Linked DNA regions of Mus musculus: regions 2, 3, 4, 5, 6 and 7 are each linked to region 1. The links are chromatin loops, found by intact Hi-C in ENCODE. Cell type or tissue: left cerebral cortex. All regions are shown on one strand. Region 1 has its middle 8.6 kb from the start of Gm25064. Region 2 has its middle 30 kb from the start of Gm39354. Region 3 overlaps Cln6 (ceroid-lipofuscinosis, neuronal 6). Region 4 overlaps Pias1 (protein inhibitor of activated STAT 1). Region 5 overlaps Pias1 (protein inhibitor of activated STAT 1). Region 6 holds the start of Pias1 (protein inhibitor of activated STAT 1). Region 7 overlaps Pias1 (protein inhibitor of activated STAT 1).

Region 1 (4,000 bases):
CTGGAATGTCTGCTATTGCATACATACGTTCACTGAGTCCTCAGGACATTCCTGTCCTGTTCATACCATTATCCTCATTTTGTAGAGAAAGAACAGCACCAACGTCTCTGAGGAGGCATCCAGGAACATTTTCTGTAGTTTTTATTCTTTCTTTTCTTTGTCTTTTTTTTGGGGGGGGGTGGGGTGGGGGTAAGGTTGAGACAGATTCTCTGTGTAGTCTTGGCTGTCCTGGAACTCATTCTGTAGACCAGGCTGGCTTCAAACTCACAGAGATCCACCTGCCAAGTGCTGGGATTAAAGGTGTGTGCTACCACTGCCCAGCTTCCAATTCTTTCTTAAAAACATTTTTTTTTAAATGTGAGTGGATGAGTGTTGTGCCCTTGAATCACGTGCATGCAGTTGCTTGGTGAGGCCAGAAAAGGATATAGGAACCCCTGGAGCTTAAATTTCGAGTTGCGAGTTGCCCGGTGGATGCTGGGAATCTAATTCAGGTCTTCTGCAAGAGCAGCCAGTTCTCTTAACTACAGAGCCACCTCTCCAGGTCCTGGTTCCCAATTCTTGAAGAAGGTGGGTTTTTTTTTTTTTGTTTGTTTGTTTCATTTGGGTTTGGGGAGATTTTTGTTAGTTTTCTGTCTTTTTGTCTGTTTGTTTGTTTGTTTGTTTGTTGTTTCTCTGTATAGCCCTGGCTGGCCTCAATCTCAGAGATCCACCTGCCTCTGCCTCCAGAGTGTTGGGATTATAGGCATGTGCCACCGTACTTGGCTTTTGTTTGGCTTTAAGTTTCTGTTATTTGAGGTTTTATTTGTGAGTGTGGTTTTTAGATTTTCATTTGTTCCTTTCCTGTTTTGTTATTTGTTTTGCATTTTTTTGTATCGTTTTTGCCAGCTGAAGTGAATGATTGCTTTCTGGTATTACAGATGTTAGTGTTGAAGAATTTGAACCACACACAGAAAATGAAACCTTTCCCCGAAAGGTTAATCCAATTGCCAGAGCTGGCTCTGAAGTCGAGCTCTCTGCTTTAAGTTTTTAAAATGTGTCTGGGGACAGAGGCACTTTCAAGCAAATGCCACCCTCCTCACAAGTAAATAAACTCCCCAGCTGTAGTTCTTTAAGAAAGCACACTTGGTGTGGGGCTGCTTGTCCAGAGGGGTCCCTTTCTCTTGCAGTGGCTGGTTGTTTGTTTTGTTGTCCTCCCCACTCCATAGTAGGAAACCTCCAATCCAGACGGTTCCAGCCCAAGAGCTGGGAGTTGGGCCGCGAAAACCCCAGTTTCAGTTCTGACACACCGTTCAGGCCGGCAAAGGCTAGCATCTTTCCTTCATGTTCCCTGGTCCCCATCTTTCTGCCGGCTGGTCCACTTATACGACGCTAGTGGTTCCGAAGCTCCTGCGCTCCCCCTACCCCCATTTCCCCTTGAATCGGGACCCTTCGAAGTCTGTTCCACCTAGATAGGCGAGGCCAGAGAAGGGGAGTTGTCACGACCGGCGCTAGCAGCAGAGACAGGAGGCTGGCCTCCGAAGGCTGTTCCCACCCACTCATGGGTCTCTGGAGAGCAGGGCTGGCGGTGTGCAGAGCAGCTGGAGGCTCCTGGAAGGCGTCGCACCCAGGGCGAGCTCGCTTGCAGGAGACCAATGCCAGCCACAACAGTGAGTGGCCTCCTGCGCGGAGCTGTCGCCCTCTAGTGGCAGCGTGAGAAAGGTACAGCTGTTCCCTGGGCCCCACCTCCCCTCGTCACTCTCTCAGACCAGAACTGGAACTTGCTAGAAAGGGAAGCCAGACACAAGTAAGTCAGGACTGGAACCTGGGACTCCAGGCAAATTCCCCATTCAACTGACATCTATAAGGACCTCTAGAAACTATAAGGAATAAGCGTCCCAGGCTTGAGATTTGACTCAGGCTATTGCAATAAGAACAGTTGTTAATGAGGAATGTTTAAAACAAAAGGGAAGAGGGCGGGAGTATTAGATAGATAGGCGGGTAAAGAGGTCACCAGAGAGCACCATAGGAAGGAAGGAAGGAAGTGAGGAGATGGCCTTTTCTCGGAACATGCATATCGTGTGGTCGATTCCTAGCTTTCTCCCGGAACCCAAATTTAGCAGTGAGAATGTTGTCAGCTCAGGCTGCATTTGCCAGCACTGTAAACAGCAACACGATATTGTCATTTGTGAGAGGAAGGAGGAGGCGCTGGGAAGATGGCTCAGGGGTTAAGAGCACTTACTGCTCTTCCAGATGAACTGGAGTTCAATTCCCAGAATCCAGCTCACCACTCCAGCCCCAAGAGATGGGTACTATGTGCCCGCCCGTCCGCGGGTGCACACTCACACACACACACACACACACACACACACACACACACACACACACCTACTTTTTAAAAAATGTTAAAGGAGAAGAAGAAAGGGATACTGGGTGGCCCCTACTATTAGGCAGAAGGGGGATTCCTAGGTCCAGACAACGGAAGTCAAGGCAGGAGCCAGACTGACATGCTGAGTCTAGGGCTGGGGCTGCACGAGGCATAGCTAGATTGCTGAAGGTGGAGACATAAAAGATTGTTCAGAGAGGGACGTCCCCTCGGATGCCCTCCCTCAGTCATTCAGCTGTTACATCTTTAATAATCTTCCCTACTGTTTTCCCACAACATGCCTGGTTATGGCACGGCCCTGTGACCAGTGACACAGCTTTCCCCTTCATCTCTGAAGACCCTCTTAAGAGATGTGCTTTCAAGCCCAGGCCACCCTGCTCTACCCAACTTCTGGCCTATGATCCTGCCAGTGAGGAGAGGTGAGCTTTCATGATCTCCTAACAAGGACTCCAAGTAGAACTGTTGTCTCTGGAAGTCCCAGAAGGGAGTTTGGGTGTGTAGCTCTGTCCATTATCAAAGCCCTGGGTTTGATATCTCGCAATGCATAAAACCCCAAGTAGTGCTGCACACCTGGACTCAGAGATGGAAGGAGGATCAGGTCATCTTCAGCTACACAGTGAGGTAGAGGTCAGCCCATGACACATGAAACTGTCACACACACACAAAAAAATATAAATGTGGGGGGTCGGCTGGACAGATGGCTTAGCGGTTAAGAGAACAAACTGCTTTTGCAGAAGACCTGAGTTCTGTTCTCAGCATCCATACAACACAGCTCACAACTGCCTGTAACTCCAGTTTCAGGGGGATCTAATGCTCTCTTATGGCCTCCTAGGGCATCTCACTTATACATGCATACCCCACCCCATAATTAAAAATTACAAATAAGCCAGGCGGTGGTAGTGCGCGCCTTTATTCCCAGAGGCAGGCAGATCTCTGAGTTCAAGGCCAACCTGATCTACAGAGTGAGTTCCAGGACAGCCAAAGCTACACAGAGAAATCTTGTCCTGAAAAACACAAAAACAAACAAAAAATTTAATCTATTTTTTAAAAAGTGTCAGGAGCTCCATCAAGGTGGATGAGGAGGCTAAATCTGGGGAGCCAGACTAGCGACAGCATTGTCCCCTGAGCACTTCTGCCTGCTCACACTTCTAGCTACAGCTGCACGAGGTGCTAGGTAAAGAGGAAGGTCTGGATGGCCAAGGAGCGGAGGCAGCCTGGCAGCCTGGCAGCCTGGCAGCGCCCCCTCTCCTCCTCTCACTGCACTGACTCTGGCCAGCAGAGCCCCTTGTTCAGGCTTGATTTTATCATTGACTTTTCCCATTAGTATTTAAAATAATGGGGTTCATCATGATGCTTCCATGCCTGTGTCATTGTACTCTGCTTACATTCACCCCAATGGTTACACTTTACTGTCTCCTAGTAGGATTTGGTGTCCCTCGGATGGATTCTAGTCTTGCCCTGGTCCTGTCCATGAACATTCCGAGTCTTCCCTTTAAGAAAAAGAATGCCCACTCTATGCCATTATATGTTGGAGGTATGTAGCTTGTTTTGAATAAGGAAGAGGGTTTTGGACCCCTTGGATCTGCAGTTTTGTATAACTGTGAACAACCATGAAGTTCTCTGCAAAAGAAGCACTTT
Region 2 (4,000 bases), 66 kb before region 1:
AATTCTTACTCACTAGCAAAAGGGTCTGGAGAGACAACTCAGGGGTTAAGAGCAGTTGTTGCAGAGAACTCAGGAATGCTTATCCACCTTTGTAATTCTAGGCAGGAGGACAGAGGTGGGCAGATCCTCAGAGCTAATATGAATGCCAAAATAAATGAATTAAAGAAAAAGAAAGAAGGAACGTAAGAAATACATAATACCACTCTACACAAATGAATGTACATTTATTTAATACTATTTTTTATACAATTCCTTTCAATATTCATAAATATTGGATTGGTCTAAATAAACGAAAAAAGGATAAAGCAATAGCTTAGTCAGCAAAATGCTTGCTGAGTTCGAGTCATACTATGTCATTGCTATGACAAAACAGCATGTTCCTATGTGAATAACCGTCTGCTGAACACAGAGCCTTCTCTAATGAGGTCTAAGAGGGGCACTAGTCTCACGTTAAAAGATGCACATTTGGAGGGCAGCTTAACAGTAAGCCCGCTTCGCAGAACTGTAGCGGGAGTTTTTAGCTACTCCATTTTGTGCTCCCTGCAGATGGCACTTGTGCACCCACCGAGGAGCTATCTTTGGATCTGTGAATGAAAGACACACACACACACATACACACACACACACACACACTAGCTTATTTTTGAAATGCCTTGGCTACTCAAAGACTGAGAACTTCTAAACCTTCCCCATTTGCCCCAGGCACAATCAGGGAAGTGACCAGTGGCCACTTACCCAAATCTCTCATGGTGGTAGGCTTTATCTCTTGCAGTGACTTCGTCCCATCCTTCTTCCCCAAGTCATGGCGATTCTCCTCTGTTCTTCTCTGCATCCTAATCCACAAAATCTAAGGGTCCTGTCCTGCGCCTAACCATTGGCTGTTCACATCTTTATTGATCGATCAAAAACCAACTGGGGGCAAGGACCGCTAGCATTTGGACCCTCAGATTCCCTATTGCAACAAAGCATTAGAACCAATCTCCAACACAGAATAATAGTAATATTATTCCACTCCTCTGCTGGTGAGCTCCCAACATGGGTTCTTGGCCAGTTTTACAATATGCCAGGCATGTGCTTCCTCCTAGAGAGTGGGCCTTAAGCACAGTCAGAAGGCAGTTGCTTGTGCCTATAACATAGTGTCAGTATTGTACCCACGGGCATGTCTTGCCACACTGGTCATATTGTAATTGACAGGTGGGTAGACAGATAATGACATTTTCCCTATAGAAAGTTAGGTGTCCCGGAAGAAGCTTTCTGGTGTGCCACAACCTGATTTTTCCATGTCCCGTAATCAGTATGTGTGGTATCTCCTACAATATGGTCTCTCCATTTGAGCATAGAGTAGCCTGTACTGTTTGGGAGGTCTCACGCAGATTTTTAACTTGATTACTCTTTTTAGAAATCACTAAATGTATTTAATTTGTGTGTTGTTGGGGGAGGGTTACTTTCCGTGGCACACACGTGGAGGTCAGAGGACAGCTTTGAACTATCTCTTCTCTCCTTCCACCAGGCAGGTTCCAGGGATTAGACTCAGACCATCCATGTTTGGTGGCAAGCACCTTTAATCCACTAAGCCATCCCACAGGCCTCACTTTTATGGTCTAATATTAGTCTGTTAGACATTACTCGTTGGTTATTTTAAAAATTACAATCTGAAGTGTTCCGTACAAGGAAAAAATGTTAAAAGGAAGTGGCCACCGGCTGTGTCTAGAGCTATGTTTATGGATGATCTTATTGTTTTTCCTTTCATTTTCTGTTCTTCATGTTTTCTGAGTTGACTCTCTCTTACTTTATAATTAGCCATGTAAAATGAGAAAAAATAATGAGGTTTTAAAAACTGACTGTCAAATAGTCTTGAAAAGCCAGTGTGCTTGCCCCCTTCTCCCAAGGAGGCCCTGACATTTAGAAACAATTTAAAAAAAAAAAAAAAAAACAGACTGGAGCACCATTTAATCCTATTACTCTTCTGGACCTCTTGCAAACTAGGGGATGATCCCTTTGCCTCTTCAAAATAAATCCCCCCAAGGTCATGCGTGTCCCCCCTTCCTACCCCCACCCCCCATAGTAACAGAGGGATGAGATTCCCAGGCCTGTGCTCCGCCCCTGCGCCATCTGGCACCCCTGAATTTGATCTAAGAGTCACGGCTGGAGCCAGCCAAATATTCAGCTGCTCAGTAGAAGATATTTCTCCCTTTATGGACACCCCTCCTAGCAAACCGCTGTGTCGATCCAGGACTCAGTTTCCTTTGCAAAAGGAGTAATGCTGCCCTAGCTGTGGAAGTTCCTGGATCAGTTAGTTAGCTTGTTCGCCTCCGTCTAGGGCCCTGCTTCCCCTGCTCTGGGGCGCCCACTGGAAGGCCCGTGGACTGCCATGAATTCATTTGCGGGGTACTCAAAGAAGCAAGCAAGGCTTCTTTTCCCCCCAGATGACTTTTCACACACTGCAGAGGAGGTGAGTGGCTCCCGATGTTTGCTTTCCATATAGGGGTTCTGGATAAGATTTCCTTTGAAACAAGCATCTGAAAACCACGCAGGCCAGGAGACTTTCCCTAGTCCCTTCCCAGAGTGGACATTATTTCTGAGGGGAGGCGGAACCCTGAGGACGGAGCTGAAAGAATGGATAAGAATTCTTCTGTGTTGGCACTCCCGCCCCACTCTCCCTGGAGGCTGAGCTGCTGGGATCAAAGCGGCTGAAGTGGGTGCCACTCCACTGAATTAAGATCTGAGATGCCGGATAAACCCAGCCTGCACTTCTGGGTCCTCCTCCCACCTCCTGTCACCTAGGCAACCGGGAGGAGCCTAGGAGCCTGTTCCTTCCTCCCTGCCCCTCGCTACCCACTCAGACGCCCAGGCCCACGGTTCTTCCCTAGGACTCAGCCCACAGCTCCTCTGAATCTCAGCTTCTGGAGAGTTCCATCCTCTCAACTCCTTTTTGTGCACACAGAAATTAGATTCCAAGCAGAGGGGCCCCAACCCGTTAAAACGATCCCCCGTTTGCATGAAGAATTTGCCTGTCTTCCTGGCAGAGGAGCTACAGGCAGAGTTTGACCTCCAAGGAACAGCATGTCCAGGCATCTACTGCGAGGGCAGAGGACAGTCAGGGAGCATTGGGTTGCAGAGTCTCCTAGAATACCCCACCCAGCTAGCAACCAGAGCAGAAGGCAGCAGGTTGCCAGATGAGGGAGAGGAGCTGAGACCAGGGCCAGAAGATCCTGGAGTTCATTTTCTGTAGAATCTGGGAGTTAAAGACTTATTTTATTTTTAAATGTGTGTGTGAGTGTTGTGTGTGTGTGTATGAGAGAGAGAGAGAGAGAGAGAGAGAGAGAGAGAGAGAGAGAGACAGACAGACAGACAGACAGACAGACAGACAGAAAGCTGGAAGAGGTTTTAGATTTGGATACCTAGAGCTAGAGCTCCAGGCAACCGTGAAACACTTAATGTGGGTTCTCTGCAAGAACCATACTGATGCCTAACCATTGAGCCATCTCTCCAGCGCTGATTTTTCTGAGAGGAAGGTTTCCATGACCTCCAACTCATTAGATAGCTAAGGATGACTTAAACTTCCCAAACCCCTTGCATCCCAAGTACTGAGATAAAAGGCATGTGCCACCATGGCAAGTTTTATACGATGCTGGGCATCAAACCCAGTGGCCTTGTGCAAGCTGGGCAAGTGCTCTACCTACTGAACTACATTCCTGCGCCCTGCTGGGTTATTTCTGCCACCAGGCAACCAGGGCTGGCTAGATCACCTTTAGGAGAAGGTTGTTGCTGGGATTATGATATGATGAAGAGGTAATCACCAGAAAAAGGTCAGTAGAGGTCTTTGTAGAGAGATCCTGACAGGTTGGAACCTGCATGTTAACCGAGCATTTGAGGTAAAAATTAGAGATGGAATTGGCCCGGTAAACACTTCTCAGGATAGTCCATTAGGAGGCTGAGGCTAGCCAAGGGTGAGTGAACTTTTTGTTTTGTTTTTGATGGGGGGTGGGGGGGGGCTCAA
Region 3 (4,000 bases), 280 kb before region 1:
ACAGGAAGCGAAGCGCTCAGTGTCTGAGGGGCTGGTGTCAGTGGCCTGCAGGCCTCCCTGTGAGTGATGCTCTCTCCCCAGCTGGTATTCCCGATCCAGTGGTTTCCTCTCAACAAGCCAAGTGTCGGGGACTACTTTCACATGACCTACAACATCATCACGCCCTTCCTGCTGCTAAAGGTACAGACTGGCCTGTCTCCCTCCCATCCTCTCCGCCTCCCCCTCCCCTTCCCTCTCCCTCTCTCTCTCACGCATGCATGCGCGCACACCCGTGTCATAAGCTGTAAGCTGGTTCAGTGGGTCGGGGGCTGCCAAGCCTGATGGCCTGACTTTCCTCCCCACATGACAGAAAAGAGAAACAATGCCCACAGATTGCCCTTTGACCTTTACATGTGTACCCATATACATACGCACAAGAAATCGGTAAATGTTTCTTTAAAAATGAGGGCTGGAAAGATGGCTCGTCTGTTAAGAGTGCTGACTGCTCTTCCAGAGATCCTGAGTTCAATTCCCAGCAACCACATGGTGGCTCATAACCATCTGTAATGGGATCTGATGCCCTCTTCTAGTGTGTCTGAAGACAGCTATGGTGTACTCATATACATAAAATAAGTAAATTTTTACAAAAAATTTAAAATGAAAGACATTTCAAATCTCTAACAGTAGGAGATTACAGTGGCCTCAAGATTCAGTTTCTGTGGTTTTTAGAACTTCCACGCTCATTTCATACACCCTGACATTTTCTGTTTGCTAGGGCCTGCCACTCAAAACTCAGATCTGTGCATCATGCTAGCCCACCTAAGGCACACATAGGACACACTGAGGTAGTGGAAGGGCCAGGCCTGGTCAGGACGCCTACCTTGAAGCTCTGATCCCGCCTCTAACTCTTCCACCTCATGTTCCTGGAGAGGAAGTGTGAGTTCGTCAGACCCTGCTGGGTTTACACTCCACCATGATCAGTAGCTAGGCTGCCCTGCTAAGGAACTCACAACTTCCAGAGGGACTTTCTATCCCGTTTTTTTTTCTGAGGGAAGGGTTATCACACATCGTAATTGAGGCAGGGGCATGCCATGGCCCTCATTCTTCACCTCAGCTTATTGAGCGGTCCCCCCGAACGCTGCCGCGGTCTATAGTCTATGTCAGCATCATCACTTTCATCATGGGAGCCAGCATCCACCTGGTGGGAGACTCAGTCAACCATCGCCTGCTCTTCAGTGGGTACCAGCACCACCTGTCCGTCAGAGAGAACCCCATTATCAAGAACCTCAAGCCGGAGACTCTGGTGAGGCTGCCTCCCCTGCCAGTCCTCATGACTCCTGTAGCCCAGGCTGACCATAGATTGTATAAGTCGGCAAGGGTGACCTTGAACTCCTGATTCTCCTGTCTACCTCCAAATTACAAGCATGCACCTAAGTGAGGGAAGGCACTGTTGTCTACTGTCACCCAAACTAGTATGCTCCTAATTGCAAAGGGACACGGTGTCTGACTGGCTGTGGGGTGCACGTCTATAACCCCAGCACTCAGGAGACTAAGGGGATTGCTACAAGTTCAAGACCGGCCTGGTTTATATAGCAAGACCCAGTGACTGGCTCCTCATGGCCCATCTGGTACCCTAGGGAGGGAATGAGAATGGTGTGTGTGGGTGGAGGGTAGAGAGGGGGGCAGGGGTGGGTCCCAGCCCCCCTCACTCTGCCACCCCTGTGCCTTCTCAGATCGACTCCTTTGAGCTGTTGTACTACTATGACGAGTACCTGGGCCACTGCATGTGGTGAGTGACCGGCTGACTGCTCTAGGTTCCATCCAGGGTCCAGGCACCAAGAGATACTGGACAAGGCTCCCTGGATCCCAGGTCTCCAGCTATTGAGTGGAACATCTGGGATGGTATTCTCTGCTCAGTGAAGGTTTTATGAGTGGGACCCCTGGTCAGCATGCTAGGAAGACCCAGCTACTTTCCTTTGGCCTTAAGGGGGCCTCCTAGAGCCTCCTTCCTACATGAAGTTCCCACAGCGGCCACTAGAGGGCAGCAAGCAGATGCTCGTCCTCATGAGCCTGGGGTTGGGGAGGGTGGAGCCTAGTCCTGATAAACAAACACACAGAGAGTTGTGGGTCTGGTGCAGGAGACAGTTGTGGGCGTAGAAAGCTGAGAAGATCCAGCAGGGCCAGGTCTGGGTGCCACAGATTGTATTCCCCATCTTAGAACATTCTCCCAGGGGAATCTCTCTACCATCGCCACTACTGCTGCTCTCAGGAAAATCTCAGGCATGAGAGGTCAGAGTCAGAGACACAGGGCTCAAGTAAAGGGTTTCCTCTTCCTTCATCCTACACAAGATGAACTAAAGCCAGAGGAAAGAGGTGAGAGCAGTTGTTAGCTAGGAGGTGATGGGCTAGCACTGCGAGGCGCTTCCCTCCACACATGCCCAGCACTGGTGTCTCTGGGTCTGTCTGAGGTTATAGGTCTTCATCCTCTTGGTTCAGAAAGGCCTCTCTTGCCAGCTCTTCCTGACCTTGACAGATAGATGACTCCTCCCTTTGGAAGTAGGGAGAGGAGGAACAAGCTGAGAACTCAGGAGAGGTTGGGGGGGTGGACTGGGGATTGAGGGTCGGGGTGTCACTGGACAGAAAACGGTTGCATGTGAGCAGGAGTGATGAGCAAGTGTGCCTGTGTGTGCCTGTGTGCTTGCGCACGTGTGTGTGTGTGTGTGTGTGTGTGTGTGTGTGTTGGAATAGAAAGGGAGCCCTCCGTGTGGAGGGGGAGAAGCCATACTCTCGGATGGGATAGAGACTGTGGGCTGAGGGTGAGTGAGGGCCTTCACAGCTCTCCTTGGCTCCCCCAGCACTGTGTTCTCTCAGACCTCAGCCCTGCTGGGTAGCCCAGTAGCCAGGCTAGTGTGGCACTGGACTTGCTGGTATTTGAGGGACATGGATGGGACAGAGCCTCTCATCCCCTCATCTCCATGTGGAATGAAGGACAGGGCGGGCACCAAGCCCAGAGAGGGAAGGCAGGCAGGAGGTGGTTACCATGGCGCCCACTCCTTCCCCTCAGTTTTAACACAGGAGCCTTTGCATGAGAGTTACCTTTTAGTTTCTGTTCCTCCCACCTTGACTCTTAGGGCAGAAAAGGCTGGAAGTAGAGCAGTGTGCATGACATGCCAACACGGTGACACACTAGGACCAGTGGGAAGGTGGTGGGGACAGCCCCTGGCCAGGCGTGTGAAGCTGTTGCCTCTCTGTCACAGGTACATCCCCTTCTTCCTCATCCTCTTCATGTACTTCAGTGGCTGTTTCACCACCTGCAAGGCTGAGAGCCACATGCCAGGACCTGCCCTGCTCCTGGTGGTGCCCAGTGGTCTGTACTACTGGTGAGTGGACATTGGCACATGGGGTGGACAAAGGGCACAAGCACTAACTGAGCCACCACAGTAAAAGCCCACACATAGAAGCCGGGCGTGGTGGCGCACTCCTTTCATCCCAGCACTCGGCAGGCGGATTTCTGAGTTCAAGGCCAGCTTGGTCTACAGAGTTCCAGGACAGCCAGGGCTACACAGAGAAACCCTGTCTCGAAAAAGACCAGAGAAAGAGAGAGAGAGAGAGCTGTTGCTAGACACCTTGAGAGGTGGGGATGTTTATGTTGTTACCCTCAAAAGGGAGAAAACAGCCTTGAAGTTGTCATTCAAAGTTGTTGCATGATGTCCCCAAGGTCCCAGACCTTGGTTGTAAAGCTGGAGTCCCTTAAGTGAACAGGTCGGCATTAGGGTGCCCTAGAGGCAGACAGGTAACCTTGTAGAAGCTACCAAGTGCCTCTGAGTGTTCTATACGCGGGGTTGCAACAACTCTAGATGTCAGTGGTCCAGCCTTCAAGGGGACAGTAATGACAATAGTCTCCATGTCTTGGGATGGAATCCCCAAACTCAATTGTCTCCAGAAACCAAGCTGGCAAGAGATGAGGCCCCAGGGAGTATGCGAACTGAGACCATGTGTTGCACGGTGTTCTCTGCAAAGA
Region 4 (4,000 bases), 240 kb before region 1:
TCTCCCCTTAGGCTGGTACAAGGCAGGACACCGAAGGAAAGTGACCCCTCTATAGCTGGCATGAAGAATGCAGAGAGCTGGTTTAAACTGGATTATTTTAAGTTTGTAATTCAGCATCAGACACAAAAAACTATGCATCAGTATCCTAAAACTACTAACAGTAACCAAAACCAGACCAAACCAAACCAAAAACACCCAAACAAAACCAAGAACAAAGAAAACTATTCATTTTACCTCAGTTAAAATAATGTTTCCTATTGCTATGTTAATAGAAACACCTCAAAATTTCAGTGATTTCCACTATAATCCCAATTTAGACAAATTATGGTTATCTGAAGTGAGTCTAAATTAATACAGTAATGAGAGATGGTAGAACCTGTATTCATAACACCAGATGAATTTAAAAACATAACTATTTCTGGTTTTAACTGATAACAAATGTCTTGTTTTATTGCGAATTGTTTTGTGACTCTAACACAGCCGTTTCTGTGTGGAACACACATGCGTAGGGGAAGACGATGATGTTACTCACACGCACTTGTTTATAAATACATATATATATACACACACACACACATATACATATCAACACCAACTTTTTTCAAAAATTCAAGTCGACATTTTAGTAGCAGAGAGACTATAAAATAGATATTATTTTTAGATGCCACGCTGTCATGTGAACCACTTCCTTTATTATACAACTGAAGACACAGTCATCATGACTTCTACCTGGATTAATACCTACCGGTCCTTCTGTTATGGATGCAAGGCTTGAAAACAAGTTTACCACACACAAAGATGGTCCTTCCACAACTCTGAAAACATGAAGGTGGGACATAAAAGCCAGTGCAGGAGCTGGTGATGGTGTGCCCTGGCTCTCTGCAGTTACACCTGCATCCTCCATCAGTTGCCATCTATCTCCCACTGTCAGAGCATGCTTTCTTCTCTGCGGACTCTCAAGTATGAGAAGTATTTTTTCCTTCCTTTGACCCTTAATCACCTCCTGAAACAAATTTTAATATATTTACATATTCTGCTATTGAGAGTAGGTGAGACCAATTGGTTCTTGAATTTAAAAAAAAAAAGGCTTCCTATGTCATGCTTTCACTAAAGGTGAAGGAAAAAAGAACACGGCTAAGAAAGGAAGTATACTCGGAGACAGAAAACCAAAATAACTAAGGTTATTTTTGAGTTTCAACTATTTATCAGATAGATTTGGTATGGATCCACATGTGGGCTGTGCTGTACTGTTAACTTTAGGATAACCGATTCTTTCTTTCCTTCCTTCCTTCCTTCTTTTCTTTCGGTGGAACGGAACGACCTCTGCCAGCTCCACACCCCACGGGGCTACGGGGGTTCTTTCACATCCCATTTTGGTATGAAGATCCTCAAGGAAAACTTGTTACCCTGTTGCCAAAATGCAAGTGCTCACAGCCTTGGATTACATACAGAATACTGGCAATTCAGACTTAGAATCAACAGAAGTGTATTGTCATTCGAGGGCCTGCCCACAGACTGCGCATCCAAGCAGCGTTTGCTCCAGCACTTCTGGGAAACACACTCGTAGAGGGTAGACAGCAGATCACAGAGGATCTGGGATGGAGAACATGCACCTAGGGAGAGTTGAGAAAGATGCTCACACAAGAGTGATAATAACCAAATGCAAACTGAGGAGGAGGGGCGAGTGACGACAGAACAGCACATACAGGTACACAGGCGCTCTTGCGCGCACGCGCGCACGCACTCACGCACACAAGCTCTGTCTTGAAAACAAAGGGTATGCAGTAAGATAGACGAGGCTCATAACTTAAGGCTGGTAAAATCTACGCACACACAAACAGAATCCAAGTCTGTCACTTTTAAAAAATGGAAATCAAAGCTATCCCAAACCCATCCCCACAACAAAGCCCACAATTTAAACCTCATACATGCAATTGTTTCCGTTATTGCAAGAAAGATAATGCCATTGAAGTAAAATAAAACCCAAACCACAGGACAAATGGTGAAGTCTTCAGAATCCAGAAAAAATGAACTGAAGGTTTGTGGGTGCTTGTTTTTTCTTTTTCTTTTTTCTTTTTTTTTTTTTTAAACAAGTGTTTTATCAGACAGGCAGTCTTAGATTTATATACAAAAGTAAAACTGAAAATATAGTTTTGTTCTCTGTACATTTCTTTTAATTTTTTTTTCCCTAAAAAAAAGGAAAAAAAAAACCACGCTTGTATACTTTTCTAAACAGGATAAGGTAAAACAGAGCATAGAGTTCTCTTCTGCCAAGTCATTTAATCTGGGATGGGGTGGGAGCAGCAGGGTGAGAGCGTCAGTCCAATGAGATAATGTCTGGTATGATGCCAAAGATGGACGCTGTGTCTGCGCTGCTCCTGCTGGCCACACCATGGCCATGGCTCTCTCTCAGACTGTTGGAAGACACAAGGCTGCTGTTGCTGCCGCTACTGCTTCCGTTGGTGGCTGGCAGAGATGTGCTCCCTCCTGCACTTAGCTGGTCGAGAAACATCTGCGAGGAGGTATACGGGAAAAACCGGGAGGAGTGCAGGAGGTCCTGGTCATCTGAGACCGCCGCTGCAGCTGCGGCTAGCAGGGAGGTGTTGTAATGCTAGGAGGGACCAGAGACAAAACACTCTGTTACAATCAGATGCACCTCGGCGTACTCTTCTCAGCAGAACAAGGCTCCTCAAGTGACAACACATTCTGTAGTAAACGACTGGTCACTATTACTGAGAGCGCTTTGGCATGGTATCTGAGACTGGAATGACATTTTTGATTGTGTGTGCATGTAGTTTGTATTGCATGCAGTTCTTAGCCCTCTGTTTCTGAGGTGTTCAGAAGCAGTAGGAAGGATACATCCCACATTTCCAATGGCAAGTTCAGCTTGAGAACTGTCTCACAGCTGCTCAGCTGCTCCCAGGCTGGGCTGCAGCTCGGTGCAGCCTGCTTCTGCTCTCAGCACTGTAGGTGCTGGGCAAAGGGTTTGCGCACATGAACATCTCTGAGCTGGGAAGCGCAGGAAGAACTTGCTGTAAAAACCAAGCAATGTCCCACCTGCGTGGGGCACTCTGAGTCGGGTGTGCGGAGCTGCAAGTCTCTCCGGGTCAGGGAGCACTGCGGAGTGGCTGTGAAGGCTGAGGACAGATCTGTGCACTATGTGGGCTTTACCAGCACTCTGTGCTTAGACCATTCTATATTTATTAAAAAAAAAAAATCCCAAAGCTATCTTTCTTTAATTTTACTTTGTTTTAAAACATTCATAACATACAAATTAAACACAATGAGTTCTAACATTTTCACGTGTATATGTCTTTTAACCATAACCACTTCTACTACTTTCTCTTGCTCTTTCTTCCCCTAGCTGGTCTCCTTCCTTTTCCAACAGTCCACTTCAAATGTCAGTGTTGCTTACAGAGCACAGACAACTTACCACTGGCTATATCACTGAAGAAAATGTCTCCCCCATTAACCATTAACTGCCTACAAATCTTAGGCTTCTGACTACTTAATTCTTTATAATTAAACACTTAAAACATGAATACACCATATGGCTATGCAAAAAATTCCTTTCTTCCTATCTATATAGGAGATATAGTTATGTATTTTTCTAAAAAGACAAATTCATCACACACACCCTCCCTCAGGTCTACACAGGTCAGGCAGGGGTTACAATCAGTCTACTAGCCACATCTTGTTTCCTGGAAGGTTTTCAGGACAGGGACCATGCCTGCTTCCGGATCCCCGATGACCTACTAGGGTTCATGCTGAGCGGGTGCCCATTCTTCAGAACATGCTGTGGGCCTTGCTTGGATTGTCCCTTTCCCAAAATCTCTTTGATCAGCCAGCTTGGTGGCTCAGCAGGTAAAGTGCTTGCTGTGTAGCCCAACTATTTGAGATCAATGGGTGGAGCACATACAGAAGTGGAGAGGGCTGACTCCACACAGCTGTCCTTTGACTTCCAAATACATGCTGTTACACCAAGCAACACCATGTGTGC
Region 5 (4,000 bases), 210 kb before region 1:
TCTTCCTAGATCTTAAAGATACTTGACTTGGGCCATGCAGACGTCAAGCAGTGGAACAGTAGTGAAGGCTGCACAGAGAAGCTCTGCTTGAAGATGAGCAGGACACCCAATGCCTATAAGGACTCCCTGAGAAGGTGGTGTGAGAAGCAGCTAGCAAGCCAAGATGAGTAAAGGGTGCGTGGCTGGAAAAGAGGAAGAGAAAAAAGGCCAAGACTATGAGGGAGGAAAGGGGAAGGTCTGAAGATCTCTTTGGTTAGGGTGCAATGGGATTAAGCAGATCAAGACGCTTGGAAGAAGTGAGAAAGCAGTCTTCCTTATAGCAGCCGTTTACAATGCACTCCTGAGATATGCTACAGATGTCCTTACAACTTGGTAAGGTCTGTAGGGGAGAAAAAGATACTGCTCTATTCTGAAGGGCTGATGAAACTGAGGCACAGATTATACACTATGCTTATGATCATGTGACTGCTGGGATGGCCCAGGCAGTAGAAACCAGGAGGAAAGGGGAAGAACGCCAGAAGGCAGTGCTGAGTGAGCAAGTTCCATTAAGTCTTCAACACATCAGAGTTTATTAGAACATCCTAGCCTAACCCCATGAACATTCCAATCCATTCATCCATCCATCCACCCACCCACCCACCCACCTACCCACCCACCCAGAGTTAGGGTCTGAAGCAAGGGCCTCATCCACTAAGAAGGCACTGTGCCATGGAGCTATTTTCCCAGCACTAGTTCTATGTCTTTACACTTAGTAACAAAGGGACACACCCTCCAGCTACATTTCCAGTCAAGTTCTCATGTTTTCTGGGTGGGGAAACAAACTGAGTCGCAAACAGCAAACTTACTTTCATTAGAGCACATTCCACAGTACTGTAACAAGGGAGGGACAAGATTACATTGTCCCTACATTTAAAGCACACAACTTATTAACTAATCTAATACAGAAGAAAGAGTTTTTGAGGAAGAAACCCTAACCTTGTTCACCATCACTCCAAACAGAAACTGGAGAGATGCTAATCAACATTGTGAGATTCTGGACTGACAGCTTCAACCTTCAACCTTGGAATTACACCCAGGACTTTCTATTAATATTTATGATGAGATAAAAACAAACAAACAAACAAACAAACAAACAACTTCCAAAACCGAGTTCAGTGAAACGGTACATGTGCTCTAGTTGAAACATGTAACCAGAGAGGAAACCAGATGCTGCAGGAGTGCTAGGAGTGAAGCGCCACTTGTACCAGTGTCACAGGAGACACTGCACACAAAGACACCAAACCAGCAGCAGCTAGTCAGTGTGTCTGCCAGCCAGCCCTAAGGTACCACCTAGGCCCCAACTATTTGTATGTCATCTCTAATTGTTCATTTTGTCTGTACTTTTACAACATTTGTAAAATTGTTTAAGTCTGTAAGATACTTTCTCCATAATCCAAACAATGTCCTCTGTCCCCCTTTTACAGTAGTGTTCAAATAATTTCACCATCCACAGTGCAAGTTTAATAAATGTTAAATACAGTGCCACAGAGTAGAACAAGAAGTTACAATACGCTTCTCTCCTTCAAGAACTGTGTGGAGTCTACTTAATTTCTTTGAAGAGACTTATCTCTTCCTCCTTTTCACCTCCTCTTCCCAGAGGTCAAACCTCCTTTCCCAAGGCTTCTTCCTGTGAGTTAGGCACCCCTTCTACTAGGTAATTACAGCCTTGTTTCTACTTTGTACTTTTAGGCATAATCTCACTAAGTTACGTAGGCCAGCCTAGAACTGATTGGGCTGGTTTTAATTTTGAGATTCTCGTGCTTCAACCTCCTAAGTAGCTGGAATTATACCCCTGCAGCCCAGGCCAGGTGATCAAGTATCTATCTATAATAGAGTGAGACATTCTGCACACACTCTTCAGAGTATCCTCACAAGCTGAATTAAACTAGTGATTTTAAAATAATTATAGTCATCTGAGATTTACAAAAATAATTTCCTTTCTACCTTTTAAAGATTTATTTAAATTTTATGTATATGAGTGCTTTATCTGCATTATACCTACATGCCAGAAGAGGGCATCAGATCCCATTATACACGGTTGTGAGCTATGATGTGGTTGCTAGGAATTGAACTCAGGACCTCTGGAAAAGCAGTCAATGTTCTTCACTGCTGAGCCATCTGTCTATCTGCCCCCTCTTTTTACGTTTTAAAAAAGGCCTCTAAGCCAGGCAGTGGTGGCACTTGCCTTTAATTCCAGCACTACACAGAAAAACTCTGTCTCCAAAACTAAAACCAAAACAGGCATTTAGGCTACAGATCTTCTATCTCTGTTGTCTAGAAGACTCCCAGTGGGAGAGTTGTCCCCTTTTCCTCTAGTGCTATATAAAAATCATTATAGTACCCCTCCCCTCTTCTCCCTACTACTGCCTTGGTAAGATATTACACACATACACACCCCACATACCAACCAACCAAAAAAACAAAGCACCTTTTGTTATGTTTTTTATTGCAGAAATGCAAAGATGACATTGCATTTCTGATCTTTGTACTCCTACCTTCTGACTCCAGGGAGAATAGGCATGTGTCACCATGCCCAGTTTATGGAATACTGGGATAGGGTGGGGTGGGGGGTAGGATGGGTTTCTTGCATGGCAGATAAGGAATTTCTGAACTAAATTACATTCCTAGCTCTCAAAATCCATTTCTAATAAAGAAATTTCATAAAAGAGAAATCTTATAAATATATCATTACTGTAACTAAGTTCTAAACTAATAGCAGGGCTGAGCATGATGGTACATACTTTTAATCTCAGTACCCAGGAAGCAGAGGCAGCTGGATTTCTGTGAGTTCTATATAGCCTGGTCTACATGAGTTGCAGGCCAGCTAAAACTATATAATGAGATCCAGCTGAACAACAAAATGACCAAGCAAACCAACCCAAAAACCTCATGGTGGGACTCAGAGATAATGAGCACTTGAGAGCCAGGGTATAGGTAGAGTTTTCTTCTAAAGGTTTGTAACTAGTGGTGAAGACAGAAGAATCGCTGAGGACTTCGCTAGGCTTCTAGGCTAGGTCAGGATACCTTGCCTCAGAGGCACCTCCAAGAGTGACAGAAGCAGATGCTGATGCCCTCTACTGGTTTGTTTGTGCACATATTCACATGTTCCTGCATACACACACACACACACAAACGTCATTCTAATACTTAATACTATAATAGTAGTAATATTCTGCTTGACACAGGAACAATCAAGGATTTAATTAGCATCTGTTATGTTTAAAATGTTCCAGCTAGAAGAAGAAATAAATGAGGCATATATATGTCTTATCATTTATGAAAATGACAATCTCAAACTAAACACTACCTTCCTGGAAAAACTAAGAAATCAACAACAACAAAACCAACATATGAACTTAAGTAGGAAACAGCCACAAACCAGTAGCTTCTGAAGAAGTAAACAATGAATAACCCTCGGAAATGTAAAAGAACAAAAGATACACTGGAAATAGCAATGATAAAAGCACCAGAGGAATTACGGATGCAGGACAACTATCCCACCTATGCACTCACTGAGCAGCGTCGAGGAGAATCTGAGCAAACGGACAACTATGGCTCCTGGGACTGAAAACACTACAGATTACTATTAAAATCCTCCAGTTGCCCTACTCATCTGTGACTCTCAAGAAATCTTACTGAGTCTGAGAAAGACCTAGAAGCAAAGTGTGGAAGGTGTGTGGTTAAGAAATTCCACAGTTCATATGTGGTGAAATAATGTGAAGGGAAGCTTTACAGTGTCTCATGCTAACACCTTCACCACTTGTCTCCAAGTCCCTCTCTGTAACTTCTCTCTCAGCTTATCTCAGTTCCTACCAGACAGATGTGAGAGAAATCACAAAACCAGAACTTATCTATCTCTCTAGCCCCTCCAATCATTTTACTGTCCTACTGAGGAAGCTGTCTGTCCTAGCTACTATGAGCTCCTTCAAGGATGCAATTCACTACTGACTATCCTCCTCCT
Region 6 (4,000 bases), 140 kb before region 1:
TCCCATATGGTTTTCAAGCCTTACTACATGGTCCATGTATAAAAAACTTGGCCAGCTATTTTTCAAATTGACTCCTAAAAAGTATTAGGAAGCAAAGATAAGACAGCAGCAACTCTGAAGAGGATGGGGGTGGCACATGCTTTTAATCCCAGCACTTGGGAAGCAGGAGGCAGGCAGATCTCTGAGTTCTGAGTTTGAGGCCAGTCTGTTCTATAGAGTGAGTTCCAGGACAGCCAGGGCTACACAGAGAGAAACCCTGCCTCAAAACAAAATCAAAAATAAAAGATGACAGTAACATAGTGACAGAAAAATAATTACATAAAATACACATACTTGAGCTCTGGGGTTTTTTGTTCGTTTGTTTTTATGCAAGGTGGTTGTCTCCAAAATGTTAAATTTCAGAGGCTTTCTTGGTGAAATCAATAGTCTGAAATTGGGATAAAAAAAACTATCCAAGTCAGGAATGGTGGTGAATGCCTTTAATCCCTTTAATCCTAGCACTAAGGAGGCAGAGGCTAGAGGATCCCTGAAGTTTAAAGCCTGTATGGTCTGTCTACACAGTGAGTTCCAGACCAACCTCAGCAACATAGCAAACCTCTGTCTTAAAAAAAAAGGGGGGGGGGGCGCTATCCATTAAGATTTTCTGTCTTAAACAAGTTAGTAATTAGAAGTAAACTTAAAAAAAACAAATACCCAAATCTTGTACAAAAATCTTGATATGTTAACACTCCAAAGTTACTAAGGAAAAAAAGATCTTCCAGTGAGGCTTTTACACACACACACACACACACACACACACAGGTGCACGGAAAGAAAAGTGTCCAGAAACACAGGTAGTGGTCTGCTTGTTTTAGAAGTTATTTCATTATAATGGGGAAAATAATAATTTTTTTTATTGATTATAAAAAGAATTTCTAAATCTCCCTGAGGATTTATAATTGCATAGCCCAATCTCCACTCTGACAGAGATGTGCTATAACCAGCTGTTTGGTTCGCACACAGGAAGCCAGAGAAGGGAATACCATGTTCAGAGCCTCTAAATAATATGCGTTAGTTAAGAACTGCCTGCCTGCTACTAAACCAGAATTATTCAAGCAGAGACCCATTTGTCACAATCCAATCATAAGGGTTCCACCAGCCCTCCCCCAACTGCTTGTGTAGTGGTATATGTGCTTCAGTAAAGGAGCCATCATCAGGTAAAGATTGGGGTGGGAGAAAAAGCGGGGGAAAGGGGGCACCCTTTCATCTAATTTCGCGAGGCATGAGTAATTGGTACAGTTGAGAGGAACGATGGAACGTTCTATTTATTGGAGGTTGGGGTGGGATGGGGGGTGGGTGGGAGGAGAATTTCGTTTAAATCAACATGGCCAGCAAGATGTCCCTAACAAACAAAAGGCAACGGGGGATATAAACACGAACCATTCACCTCCATCAGCTATAGCATCGCCATCATGGTGTGTTTAGAGACCCCCAAGGCTGCTCTCATCTGCCACACCAGAGACAGCAAGAGTGCAGAGAGGTGGCTGCATCCCCACCACCGCTCCCAAAAGCACACTCTTTCAATGGGTTGCTCCCCACCACCACACACACACCCTCCCCGGTGGCCCGAAATCAAGAGAGAAACAGTAACGTCCCGCCCGGGCAGACTCCCCCTGCAACCCTTTAGCCGAACCCCCAACGCCGGCTCCGGGCTCGCTAAACTTTCCAAGAGCTTCTCCCTCGTATTCCCTAGCCGATTGCCCCGGGATCGCGCATTCCCTCTGGCCGGGCACCCATTGACAGGCGGGCGGGCAGCGGCGGCAAGCGAGGCGGGGGCGCCTGGGCGCCGCGGAGGGGCGGGGCGGCCGGAGCCAAGTTCCCGGGGGTCCGAGCGCTGCGCCTGACAGGAGCCCGGGACGGCGAAAGAGGAAGAGGAAGCGGCAGCGGGGCAGTTTTCCCGATCCCCCTCTTCCCAGAGCAGCCTACACCCCCCCACCCCCTGGCTGCCCATGGGGGGGGGGGGGGGAGGCGGGCTGCAAGGTAAGGCACCCAGGCCCCGGGGACCGCCGCTGCCGCCACGTCCCGACTCACTCTCTCTTCGCCCCGCCACCCCCGCCAGAGGCGCCCACAACAATAACACGCCGGGGACGACCCGTCAGCGCCCCCGAGGCACCCGGGGCCCACGGCCCGCCGCAGCCAGGCCCCCTCCACTAAGGCCCGGAGCGCCTCTCCCGCCTACAACTCCAGACTCGGGTGGAGCCCGGCCCGAGCGGGCCCCCCAGGGTCCGACCCATCCCCCCGGCAGCCGCGGCGCCGTCTCCGCGGCCGAATATTAGAAGTGAATTCGAGCTGCGCTTTACCTTTAGTTCCGCACTGTCCGCCATCTTGCGTCTGTCAGCGCAAGCGCAATGAAGCTCGCCGGGGGCCGCGCTGGAACCTCCCCTCTAGCGGACTTGACTCCGCCTCCACCCCGCCCCTCAGCCTTCCCGCTCCGCCCCTGGCCTCCGCCCCACTCCAGGAGCTCGCTGCCCCGCCCCGGGCACGCACAGCTGCGAGACCCACACGCACTATTTAAATAATGGCGCCAAGCGGGAGTTTGACAGTTACTACCCCCTCGGCCTCCCCGCCCCCACACTGGCCGAGCCAGTAGCGCCCAGGGAAGAGGCCACATCTGGGGAGGTGTTGGCCTCAGTCTCATCCTTCGGCTGCCCTCTGAGCCCCAGTTGACTGAAGCCACGGCGCGCCCCCATGCGCAAGATGCGTTCTGCACCTGTACCCTACCCAGCTGCCGGTCGATCACAACTAGCCAATTAGTCAGTTTTGTCTAAGGAGAATTTGACGAAGCGTTTCTGGGTTTACGCAGATCCTCATGATGAGGCAGTTAGGCCAAAAAAGAAAAAAAAAAAAAAATATATATATATATATATATATCATTCCCATGGTATCTTTTCCGAAATAAAAGCTCTGAGGGGAAAAAGGGACTCTCCTAAACAGCATTTAACAGTAGTAGCTAAGGCAAATTCTGAAGACATTTATTCATCGCGTCACCCTGGGTAGTCAGAAATTAGAGAAGATCCCTGACCTGTCGCTCATGGGGTACAGATCTGTGAACTATTAAGATATAATTACTAATGGTGATGAACAGCATAGAGATTAAAAGGCTCACCAAGAGAAAAATGGATTGGGGGGGGTGGGGTGTGCTTAATCCCAGAAGGGTTTTCTTCACCTACATTGATATTTAGACTTACTCCTATCTACTAAAAGCTTCCTTCAAAACCCCAGCCTTTTTTAACTGATCAACTTTTTACTATCAAAATCCTCTTAACATTTGGGTTACTCTGAATTCAAGAAGGCCAGGTCCTGACCAGTGACCTGGATTATTTCACTCCCACATGCCCACATGTTTTACTCCAGTATCTTTATAGTTCCAACCCCCTTTCTTCAAGGAATCATTTTCATCAGCATATAAACATAACCAAAATTCCTTACTTAAATTTATGCTTCCTCTGGATCCAAAATTACCTTCAATGGGTACTCTATTTCTCCGCTTTCTTCACTGAATAAATTCACAAACAAGACTTCATTTTTCTACAAGTACTTGTTCCCATTTCTTCAGTGGCATTACCTCCAAACCTATCCTGAGGCAGCTCCACTGCCTGCCCTATCTTGAGCTCTCATCTACACCTTTTCGAAGCCCACTCTCAGTTCCCAGGGCTTACCTCAATTGCCTAGAGGGAACTGCTAACAGTTGATGTGATTGCTTTCTCTGGAAACAGAGTTCTTGAACTTTCCTCCACATCACTGCCACTGTCCCAACATTCCATTCCTGTCTCTTTACTAGGTAGCTTCCCCACCCCCACCCCTATTCCTCTCTCCTCGTCTCTCTCCCTCCTTTCCGCCCTCCACCCTTTTTCTCTCCTGAGTCTCACTATTCAGCCCTGGAATTTGCTATAAAGACGAGGCAGATCTCTGTGAGTTCGAGGTCAGCCTGGTCTACAGAACTTGTTCTAAGATAGCCAAG
Region 7 (4,000 bases), 200 kb before region 1:
AAGGTGAACACATGTGCATAAATTTGTGATATCTTAAACAAACTGAAAGAAAAACTAGTTAGTCTAGATGTTAAAAACATTAAGAATTTAGATAGCTTATAAATGCATAAAATATATGTAGATAATAGTACTCTAAGTTACCACAAAATATGTATAAATCTACTACTTAGAAATCCATTAAACTCCATGCACACAGACCAACCACACCTGGTGCCATTCCCAGTCACAGAAAAACAAACACAAAGCTGAGATCTTAAGGGACAACTGCACAGAACTGTGGTCCACACATGCTTGCTGGGGGACTTTACAGATGTTTCCTGCTTCTGTGCAATCAGACAGACCTTGAGCATGTGCTGGGGACAGGAAGTAATACGGAATTAAGAATAACACTTATTTTTCAGTGTCTGTAAGAGTGAATAGAGTGAGAACAAGGACTTCAAACCTGCACCCTATTTCTACAGCAGTGATTGCAGTGCAGTGACTGCCCACTCCCCACTGCTCGGATTCAGGCACCTCTTCGAGCAGTCCTTCAAAACTATAAACAGTCACAGTAAAAATGTCCTCGTGTGGTTCTTGTTCATTTTCATCAAATATATCACATACACAACATGTGCTAATTGGCTGTCTAGGTTATCAGTAATCAGCCATTCATAGTTAGGTTTGGGGGACAGTCCAAAGTTATATGTGGCTGGGTTTAGTGGCCACACCTTCAATCCTAGCACCCAGAGAATAGAAGTAGGGGGAGCTCTGTGAGTTCCAGGCCAGCCAGGGCTATGCAGCAACACCCTCTTTTGATTGAACAACCAAAAAGGTTATATATGGATTTACAACAAGGGGTGCGAGTTTGCCTCCTTATTCCTTATGCCTCAGCTTAGTTGCTTAAGGCCAACAGTAAATAACTCCATCAAGTATCTGGATAAGAAGCTGTGACTACCAACCTGTACTAGTGTTCACAATGATTTCAGAATTTATTTAACTATCTTCTGAGGAAGAGTAGCTTCCTCAGACATTTATGAAATTATAATGACATCATGTTTCTCCTTCCCTCCTGCCAATCCCTCCTAGGTACCACCCCCTTTTCCTTACTCTCTTTTAAATATATGCCTCCCCTCTCTCTTCAATTGTGTGTGTGCTTCTAAATATATAACTACAACATGCTCAATCCATATAATGCCCCTTGTATGCATGTGTCTTCGAGGCTGATCACTTGGCATTGGATAACTAACTGTGTGCTCTTCCCTGGAGAAGACTATTTGTCTCGTTCTCAAGATTCCTTAGTTGCCTGTAGTTTTTTGTCTAGGATTGAGGAGGTCTCATGAACTTTCAAAAGGGTTCCGTAGTTTACTAAACTTTTAAAAACCTGAATCAAAACAATTAAAGCATCGGTATCAAAGATCTTTCCAGAGTTGCATACAGGCTCATATGCATTACAAATCTGAGAGGAAGATACAGCATACAGTAGTTTTGATATGGCCCCTGAAACATCTTGCTGGTTCTCAGTAGAATATACTGAAAACATGATCTCAGGGCCAAAACCTCACCTTCAAGACAAAGTCAGTCAAAAGAGCCAAGGGGCTACCTCGCTACTAAAGAACCAAAGATGCTGAGTAGCCACAGCTTGGTGCTACTTTTGCAGAAAATAGAACACTATTTTAAAAACACACAAAAACATTAGTTTTTACATTAAATGAACAATCTTTTGGAAAAATCAAGGATTTCTACAAAAATTGTACCTTCTCATCCTACTGACTAACCTTTACTAAGCTAGAGAGCTGGACAGTGGCTCAGTGGTTAAGAACACTGGCTCCTATTCCAACAGACCAGGGCCTGCCACATGCAGCTCACCTGTCTGTAACTTCAGTTCCAGGGCTTCTGACACTCTCACACAGACACAAGAAGGCAAAACACCAATACACATAAAATAAAAATAAAAATTAAAAAAAAAACCTTATTAAAAAAAAGAAGAAAAGAAAAAAATTTCTTAGATGCCCTCAGAAGCAATGAAAGAGCCTAGAAACAAAACTTGACAAGTTGTGTCTGCAAGCCTGTGTGTTGGTATGCTTCTGTACATTTCTGAGAACTTCCATGTGGGTTCTAAATTAGGGCATTTTAAATTACAAGTGAAACAGGGTGGGGCGGGCTGGAGTATCTGGTGTTTGTGTGTGAGACTGCAGACTGCTGTGCTGTGCTGTCCTGTCTGCCTCTGTTAGAGAAAGCAGAGCTGAACTTACAAAGATCCTCCTGCACTAGCTCAAAGGCCCACTCGACCACAACCGCCCAAAAGCTGATACTTCAAGTGTCTATCAGATGCAGCTTCCGGACTACCCCAGGAGCACCGCTAAGGAGAAGACCCAAATGGTCAACAAGCAGAGTCTCTCAGGGTGCTTTCTCTTCCTAGGTAGCTCACTCAATATCTGCAATACATTTGTTGAGGAGATTATTTTTTAAATTAATTTTAAAGGAACACTCTATTTTAAAACTTGAATATATATTATAGTCAACACTGTACCTTAATTGGACCTGCACTGTGAAGTCACATTTGGTCCCAGAAATATCCCTAAAATAGAATAAGAATAAAAATTGTTTTTAAATATATACATGAAGACATGTCATTCTATTCCTAAGTATCAGAAATGTCAACAGTACTCATACGTGGGGGTGGTGGGGAGAGGGAGGTGGGAGGGAGGAAGGGAAAGAGCTGGGGGCGGGGGCATGGTACCTCTGCTGAAAGTTGAACACAGTTACTAGGGTAGGTTCTGGGCTTACACCAAACTGCAGGTCAGACTGAAGGTGACTTACATGGAGCTGCTGATCTGCTGCACCTGTTGTGGTGTCAAGGCAAATGCAAAACAGGTTTCCCGAAAGCGCTGGCTGTTGTCTGAAGCTGAAGAAAAGAGTTACATTTTAATAATCTTAAAGGTCATCAGTACAGACATAGCCAGAACCACATCATTAATTAACTGTATATCCTAGAGACCAGACAACAAAAGCAATGAGAATTAACAAATTTCTAGTAGTGATATATCAAAACCAAAGGCACAGAGAGGCCTAATTCCAGAAACAGCATTTCAGAACTCAAATTCAGAGGAACACATAGCAAAGACCAACCAAAAGTTGTCTAATTATATGCACACTCTTATAATAGCATACCAATAATACTAATTTCATATACAGAGTTTCTGAGCTAAGAAACAAATGTACCTGCTTTGAATCTACATAGGTGAAACTGCAATTATTTTTGAAAGTAAATTAATCTTTCACTGCCTTCTGTTTATTTTGAGAAATAACTTGTTTGTTTTGAGAAAGGGCCTTGCCATGATGCTATGCAGCAAAGGTCAACCTCAAACACAATTCTCCTGAGCCTGAAAGCTGTGATTATAGTTGTGCACCACCACACCTGAGCACCATACATGTTTTATATACAACGTCATATACAGTTTTTCATAGTCTTGGATGAGTTCACTTCTCAAAGGATCAACATATAAGTGAAACACAAGAATGAAGAACAAAAAGGATGGAGGGGGAGGGAAAAGGAAGGCAGCAAGCAGACAAGAAGCATGCATCACTGTGGCACAAGGGATTCCCCAACTATGCTGAGATCAACAAATACATTGGCTTTCTGAGAGACATTCCAAGACATTCAGGCACAGACATAGGCACGGCACGTGAGAGCAGGAATTTCTCTGGCCAGCCAGCTTCACTGAACTTGAGAGCAGAGCTTCAGGTTCAGTGAAAGCCATGTCCCAAGATGGAGAGCAAATGCAAGAAGACATGTAACATTGTCTTCTAGGGTCCACATAGATACACACACACACACACACACACACACACACACGGTGTCTGAGTGTCAAGTTCTGAACTACTATTTATTGAATAAATAGGTAAATTAAGAAATCTCAGGCTGGGGAATGTGACTCCGTTGGTAGGTTGCTTCCTAGTTAACTCCTGTATCCCATACACTGGGTGTGGTGGCACACATCAGTACCCTCAGTACTCAAGA

What was found. A loop is a pair of places that touch in the nucleus more often than their neighbours do. Peaks named below come from ENCODE experiments on the same cell type or tissue, not always from the same donor. Only the 100,000 strongest peaks of a DNase experiment are listed, where the experiment ranks them.
Region 2: it touches region 1 in a loop (7-fold over the local background); 6 of 42 quality-filtered maps call a loop at or near these places.
Region 3: it touches region 1 in a loop (6-fold over the local background); 31 of 42 quality-filtered maps call a loop at or near these places.
Region 4: a loop joins it to region 1, with 3 times the contacts of the local background. A loop is called at or near these places in 2 of 42 quality-filtered maps.
Region 5: it touches region 1 in a loop (4-fold over the local background); 12 of 42 quality-filtered maps call a loop at or near these places.
Region 6: it touches region 1 in a loop (3-fold over the local background); 27 of 42 quality-filtered maps call a loop at or near these places.
Region 7: it touches region 1 in a loop (4-fold over the local background); 12 of 42 quality-filtered maps call a loop at or near these places.

The regions. Positions count from the first base shown.
Region 1 is chr9:63,122,651-63,126,650 of GRCm38, forward strand. No RefSeq gene overlaps it. Among named protein-coding and RNA genes, the nearest start is that of Gm25064, 8.6 kb to the right of the region's middle. In left cerebral cortex, CTCF peaks have their summits at 1,691 (motif pointing left) and 3,612; DNase peaks (open chromatin) are centred at 1,633 and 2,092; H3K4me3 peaks cover 662 bases; H3K27ac peaks cover 697 bases.
Region 2 is chr9:63,056,574-63,060,573 of GRCm38, forward strand. No RefSeq gene overlaps it. Among named protein-coding and RNA genes, the nearest start is that of Gm39354, 30 kb to the left of the region's middle. RefSeq lists an enhancer at 1,437-3,916. In left cerebral cortex, no CTCF peak of the experiment used is centred here; DNase peaks (open chromatin) are centred at 553, 2,175, 2,396 and 2,776; H3K4me3 peaks cover 545 bases; H3K27ac peaks cover 3,192 bases.
Region 3 is chr9:62,845,873-62,849,872 of GRCm38, forward strand. Cln6 (ceroid-lipofuscinosis, neuronal 6) reads left to right here. Exons shown (of 7, transcript NM_001033175.3): 3 at 82-180; 4 at 1,094-1,282; 5 at 1,713-1,768; 6 at 3,237-3,359. It also overlaps the pseudogene Gm10653. Among named protein-coding and RNA genes, the nearest start is that of Cln6, 9.1 kb to the left of the region's middle. In left cerebral cortex, a CTCF peak has its summit at 1,988 (motif pointing right); DNase peaks (open chromatin) are centred at 2,021 and 3,038; H3K4me3 peaks cover 272 bases; H3K27ac peaks cover 415 bases.
Region 4 is chr9:62,879,651-62,883,650 of GRCm38, forward strand. Pias1 (protein inhibitor of activated STAT 1) reads right to left here. Exons shown (of 14, transcript NM_019663.3): 14 at 427-2,611. The coding sequence ends at 2,318. Among named protein-coding and RNA genes, the nearest start is that of Calml4, 24 kb to the left of the region's middle. In left cerebral cortex, a CTCF peak has its summit at 2,406; a DNase peak (open chromatin) is centred at 2,507.
Region 5 is chr9:62,913,383-62,917,382 of GRCm38, forward strand. The region is part of intron 6 of Pias1 (protein inhibitor of activated STAT 1); the gene reads right to left. Among named protein-coding and RNA genes, the nearest start is that of Calml4, 57 kb to the left of the region's middle. In left cerebral cortex, CTCF peaks have their summits at 2,051 (motif pointing right) and 3,124 (motif pointing left); no DNase peak of the experiment used is centred here.
Region 6 is chr9:62,978,509-62,982,508 of GRCm38, forward strand. It overlaps Pias1 (protein inhibitor of activated STAT 1), which reads right to left and starts at 2,371. Exons shown (of 14, transcript NM_019663.3): 1 at 2,340-2,371. The coding sequence starts at 2,363. Gm35574 (a long non-coding RNA gene) reads left to right here and starts at 2,006. Exons shown (of 6, transcript XR_379535.2): 1 at 2,006-2,019. In left cerebral cortex, a CTCF peak has its summit at 2,408; DNase peaks (open chromatin) are centred at 1,152, 1,610 and 2,440; H3K4me3 peaks cover 2,045 bases; H3K27ac peaks cover 982 bases.
Region 7 is chr9:62,920,772-62,924,771 of GRCm38, forward strand. Pias1 (protein inhibitor of activated STAT 1) reads right to left here. Exons shown (of 14, transcript NM_019663.3): 3 at 2,800-2,884; 4 at 2,510-2,557. Among named protein-coding and RNA genes, the nearest start is that of Gm35574, 58 kb to the right of the region's middle. In left cerebral cortex, no CTCF peak of the experiment used is centred here; a DNase peak (open chromatin) is centred at 2,178; H3K27ac peaks cover 2,043 bases.